2 separate regions of the Homo sapiens genome follow, and region 2 is linked to region 1. The links are chromatin loops, found by intact Hi-C in ENCODE. Cell type or tissue: PC-9. All regions are shown on one strand. Each heading gives the region's core, and the rest is flanking DNA. Links, peaks and the distances in the headings are about the cores only. Region 1 has its middle 130 kb from the start of LAT. Region 2 holds the start of LOC102723708 (a long non-coding RNA gene).

The links. Peaks named below come from ENCODE experiments on the same cell type or tissue, not always from the same donor. Only the 100,000 strongest peaks of a DNase experiment are listed, where the experiment ranks them.
Region 2: a loop joins it to region 1, with 9 times the contacts of the local background. A loop is called at or near these places in 3 of 110 quality-filtered maps.

Annotation. Positions count from the first base shown.
Region 1 is chr16:29,114,076-29,116,983 of GRCh38, reverse strand. It overlaps the pseudogene RRN3P2. Among named protein-coding and RNA genes, the nearest start is that of LAT, 130 kb to the right of the region's middle. RefSeq lists an enhancer at 1,309-1,857. In PC-9, for the core only: CTCF peaks have their summits at 1,249 and 1,467; a DNase peak (open chromatin) is centred at 1,453.
Region 2 is chr16:29,226,878-29,229,785 of GRCh38, reverse strand. It overlaps LOC102723708 (a long non-coding RNA gene), which reads left to right and starts at 1,263. Exons shown (of 2, transcript NR_188602.1): 1 at 1,263-1,603. RefSeq lists a silencer at 15-206. In PC-9, for the core only: CTCF peaks have their summits at 1,066, 1,267 and 1,471 (motif pointing left); DNase peaks (open chromatin) are centred at 1,245 and 1,485.

The DNA of each region.
Region 1 (2,908 bases), core at 180-2,679:
CTGTGCCGTGTCCACTGCCTTAAGCAGGACTTCTTTCTGGCCAGGTGTGGGGAAGGTTAGCAACACCAGAGCCTGAGCTTCAGCGCGAGCTGTCAGCTGGAATATCTGACAGGAAGCCTTGGATGAGTGGACACCAAGCAGGTCCGAGACTTCTTAAGACATCATAAAGGTTCCACTCAAACAGTTCACAAACTACCACACAGCCTTCTAAGATTAGACTCATTAGACTCTACTTTTTAAAAATAAGCAAAATAAAAACTGCAGATTTGAATGAAAAGTTTGATATATTCATGTGAAATGTATAAACACCACATACGAAGAAAAACATATCTAAAGACTAGCCAGGTAGAGTAGGAAAAAGGAAAGAAGCACGTGTACATCTTCTAAGATCTGGTGGGTTAGTTCCAAAGAAAAGGTGTATGGGCCGGCTTTATGTGGAAAGGAAAGGTGAGGATGACTTCAGGTCATCCTGGCAGGATGCCATGTGTTCGGTTTCGGTCTAACTAAAGTCAGCTTTAGTTAGAAACTGCTGAGACTGCTGAGGCAGACACTGCGCATCTCCAGCAAACTGAGCCACTAAGCTGCGGGCCTGGGCGAGGAGGTGACGCGCTTCTCCCCAAGTGACCTGAAGGCCCCGGCACCCTGGTCTGTTCTTACCATCGCACTTTGTTGCACATCTGGGTTGTCCTGAGAGGGGAGCCGGCAACCATGGGAACCTGGATGGGGCTGTGCTGCTTGTTCGTGACCAGATCCAGCTTTTCTTCTAAGGATTTACAAGTAGCCTCCAGGGCTTGCAATTTGGCTTCAATGCTATCCAACCGCAAGCAGATTGTCTGGTTGATGGAATACAGGAATGACTGGAAGTGAGAAAAGACCGGCTTTAGGAAGGGTCTCCTGAACTGTAAGAAGACAACCCCAAGAAACACCAAACAGCTATTTCCTGATCTCAACTCTATCTATTCAGACAGAACAATCCCCACACTGGAACTAGCTTCTGAGCTATGAGCCAGAAACATGTGAGTAACAAGTTCACATTTTACACACGAGTCACACGTCCTGTTTCAAATGTGATGATTTAGTCATGGTTTCACTTCTATGTGCAGTTGCAATTCTTGGTTAAGCCCATTTAATTTTAAAAATGTACTTTAATATGTTATTATTAATCAGTAAATTTACATATAAAACTAGTCAAATCTTCTCAACAATAAAAACAGATTACACCTAACATCGAAACAGCATAAAAGCCACAGGCCACGCACATTCACCTCACACCCCGCTGCCTAATCGGAAAAGGTGACGGGACCCCCTGTGGCCCTGACTTGGGATTTGGTCCTGAGGCTCCCGTGGGGCTCTTGAGCGGCAAGCTTGCCACCTAGTGGTTGGCAAAGCCGGGCTCCACGTCTGACCTTTCCGGCTGAGTCTCCTCCGGATTTCTAACTCCAAGTAACCACAGTGAGCAGTCACGTGCCGGACTCCAAACCCAAGAAACAGAAAACACACAAACCAGAAAGGGAAGAACTTCATTTCCCTAGCTGCCGTCCCATCCAGGAGCCACCATGAGCACACGTGGAAACGTGTTAATCACACAGGAATTGCACTGTGCAAAAGAGACACCCTCCACCAGGTCTCACCAGCAGACAGAAGGACACTCCTTCGGGTCTAGGGAGGGACAGGTTGGGGGAGTGCCCACCAGCCCTGCTTAGTACTCAGGAAGGCTGGCACCTGCCTTAAGAATCAACAGCTGAAAATAGCACAGAATTTGTGTTTTGTCTTTTCTCTCTCCTTTCCTGCCCATGACCTAAAGAGTGTGGGGTCCAAAGTGCACACATCAGAAGGAAGGGGGAGGTAGGCTCGGGACAGCAGGGGCGGCACTGTGGCAGCCACTGAGAGCTGGCCGTGGAGCTCGCAGCACAGGGGAGCGGGAGGCCGTCCCACACTGACGGGGGAGCGGGAGCCTGGCCCACATTGAAGCTGGAACCGCTTTCCCACTAACTGCAGCTGACCTACAACACTGCTTACACCCACTCTCCTTTCTGATCTCAAGGGAATCTGCAGAATATCAAAACTGCAGTGATATCCTACAACATGTAGCTGGCATGGAAACCTGGTGTACATAGTGGCAGGGACAGCACTGCAGGAGGGAAAATCCACATATTGCCCAACAACTCACCTTTTCTCAGGTCACCACCTCTCCTGGCAAGATTCACCACTGGGCACTGATATAGACAGGAGCTAAAGAAACCAACTGAAACTCACCCTCCCTGACTGACTACTCTCTGTTTAAGGCGCGTGTGAGAGAGGGAAGGAACCACGGCATCAGGTGGACCCAAGCCCACGTGATGACACTCAATCAGCTTATCTACAAAGGAGGCACGGTCCATGGCATGACAAACATGCATCGTCTTGAAAAGCAACAATAGGTGGCTGAATCCCTGAATGGCCACTGATAACCCCGCTATTTTCAACAACCAGAGAACATCAAATGTTTGGCTCTCAAATTCTTTAAACAGTACACCCATATTATTTTAATTCTGAATTACCAATGATTCTGCCTGGGGTTTTGGGAAAAATCACTCTTATATACCAATAAAACAACCTAGAGCCACGCACACGACTCTACGCAAGTCACATTCAACCGGGGGCCCACCCTCTTCTCAACAGTGGGACAAGGACAAAGGCAGGGCCACTTCCATGCCCACTTTATATATTTCTGTGCTATGTGTAATAGATGTGTCTTCTGTGATAAAATCACAACTGCGTTTTATTTAGGAAATGATAACGCAGTGTTTACTAAAAGAGCCACATCCTATCCATTGGTTGGAAATAGGCATTTTACAGTGAATTTATTTGTAAGTTTTTCATACACATTTACACTGCTTCTCCTTGTTAACAAAACAAATTAAATATT
Region 2 (2,908 bases), core at 202-2,701, 110 kb before region 1:
ACAGTTGGCTCTAACCTGTTCCTGCCTCCCGGGGTTGTCAGGTGCCAGGGCAGACCTCTGGGGACCCACTCACAAATGTGTCATCTGTCAGGCGGGAGGTGTCCACGCCCTTGACCGTGAGGTCCTCATTCCCATCTGCAGCCTCCTCGTAGGAAACCAGCAGGGCCCTCAGCTGCGGTCTGACATCTCCTGCCAGGTCACGGTGGAATGGGAACCCTGGTGGGATTTGGGGGAGGGTCGAGGGTCAGACTGGAGCACTGGGTCACAACCCACCTCAAACATGGCCTGCAGAGCCCAGAAGACCCCAAGCCAGGTAACAGAGAACATGAGGCGGCAGCAGCGCCTTGTCAAGCAGCCGCCCTGGAGTTGCCAGGGGCCCTCGCCTCGGGTGGCTTGCGGGGCTAATGCTGACCCAATGTGAGCCACACACAGGCTCACGTCTGCTGCATTTGTGCCTTGCAACGTCCCGGCGTGACCAGCAGAGCCATCGCTCTCTTTTTAATAAACAGAGAGTTGGTGAGGTTGTGAACTCTGTCCAAGACCACAGAACCACCATAAAACAAAGTCCAGGTTTCACAACTCCAAGGCCTGGCCAGCTAAAAACCCATTCTGCTCGCCACCCATCCATCAAGAAACCCGTCAGCCTCAAAGTACACACTCCAGCACTCACCTGCTTCGCCAAGGCCAGGTGGGCCTGCCCTGTCACTGCTAGCCATGGGTAGACATTTACATTTAAAGTGACAAGAATTAAATACAATTTAAAATTCAGCTCCTTAGCTGCACCAGCTGCATTTCCAGAGCTCGACAGTCACGTGTGACTCGTGGCCACCTTACTGGACAGTGCGGATCTAGAATGTTCTGCCATTGCAGGAAGTTTGGACAACTGCAATAGCCTCTGCCCAGCCCCCCACCGGAGGAGGCTTTAACACATGTAATGAGGGGTCTGCCGGGCTGCCCACGTCCCTCAGGCCCCTGCTCCAAAGTCACCCGCTGGGGAGGACGTCCCTGACCTCCACATCTGAGACAGAAGCCCCTCCCCACACTCTATCCTTTCACAGCTTTGTCTTCAGTGCACGTGATGTGGGATATGTCCTTCTATCACGCATCTCACCCCGTGCAATGCAGGCTCCATGATGGCAGGAAAGGGCTCCGTCCTCAGCCCCAGGGCTGGGCACACAGCAGGTGTGCCCAGGAATTAATCATTTCCAGACGCTGGCGCAGCACCTGGTGCCCAAAGCCATAGGCCTGGGAGCTGTGCAGGTCTTGCAGGCAGACGACACCACTTAGTGGACGCGATTTCTTCCCTGGTCCCACTGCCTGGTGCGTGCAGAGAAACTACTCCCAAGTGGGAAGTGAGTGGCTTGTTGAGGCTTGGGACAAAGCTCAGGGGTGTCCCAGGTGAACCCCCTTCTCTAAAACAAGCAGGTCCCTCCCTGCTCCGACACTGAAATGACATCACAGGGCACTGAGGACGTGGGGCCCGTCCCCGGCTGCTGCAGTGCAGTGCCACCTGCAGGCCGTGTGGCCTGAGCAGGCTGTGTCATCTCCAGGCCTGCAGTCTCTCGTCTGTAGGAAGAGGATGATCAGTAGCCCAGCCTTGGAGGTTTGTGTGGCGGAGGGGGGAATAAACCAAGTAACCAGGGGCGGGAGCTTAAAGAGTGATTGCACCAAGCCACATTCTGCAGGTGCTGGGCCACGCTGGGGCCTGAGTGTTTGTGTCCCTCCACATTCATTTGTTGAAATCCTTAACCTCAAAGTGATGGGATTAGGAGGTGGGGCCTTCGAGAGGTGATGAAGTTAAGAAGCAGAGCCCTCATTAATGGGATTCGTGCTTTATAAGAGGCCCTAGAAAGCCCCCTTACCCCTTCCGCCATGTGAGGGCGCAGTAAGATAACCATCTATGAGGAAATGGGCCTCACCAGACACTGACTCTACTGATAAGTTAATCTTGGACTTCCCAGCCTCCAGAACTATGAGAAAGGAACTTCTGTTGTTTATAAGCCACCTAATTTATGGGTTTTTTTGGTTTTTTTTAGAGACAGGGTCTCGCTCTGCCACCCAGGCTGGAGCACAGTGGTGAGATCATTGCTCACTGCAGCCTCAACCTCCTGGGCTCAAGCAATCCTCCTACTTCAGCCTCCTGAGTAACTGAGACTGCAGGTGCACACCACCACACCCAGCTAATTTTAAAATGTTCTGTAGAGATATGGATCCTCCTGTGTAGTGCCCAGGCTAATCTCGAACTCCTGGCCTAAAGTGATCCTCCAGCCTCAGCCTTCCGAAGTGCTGGGATTACAGGTGTGAGCCACCATGCTTGGCCTCCAATTTATAGTATTTTGTTAAAGCAACCCAGATGGACTAAGACAACTCTCATAATCAATATCATCATCCTTATCATCACCACCATCACCACCATCATCACCACCACCACCATCCACATCCACATGATGATGGCAGCCATGCTAAGGAGTCATGGAACCCATGTTAAAGGTATGGGAAGACATAGAGGCACATGGAGGAGAAGAAGGATGAGAACAATGGAGATGATGATGATGATGATAATCATGGTGGTGACAGCAGCAATGATAATGATGGAGAAGAAGCAGGAGAAGACGGTGGTGATGACGATGATAGTAATGACGGGACCTGGATGACGATGATGGCCGTGGTGGTGATGACAATGATGGTAATGATGGTGGTGATGATGGTGGTGATGATGATGATGGTAATGATAGTGATGGTGGTGGTGATGGTGGTGGTGGTGGTGATGGTGGTGGTGGTGATGGTGGTGGTGGTGGTGATGACAATGATGGTAATGATGGTGATGATGGTGGTGGTGATGATGGTGGTGGTGATGATGATGATGTGGTGATGGTGGTGATGATGGAGGTAATGGTGATGATGGTCA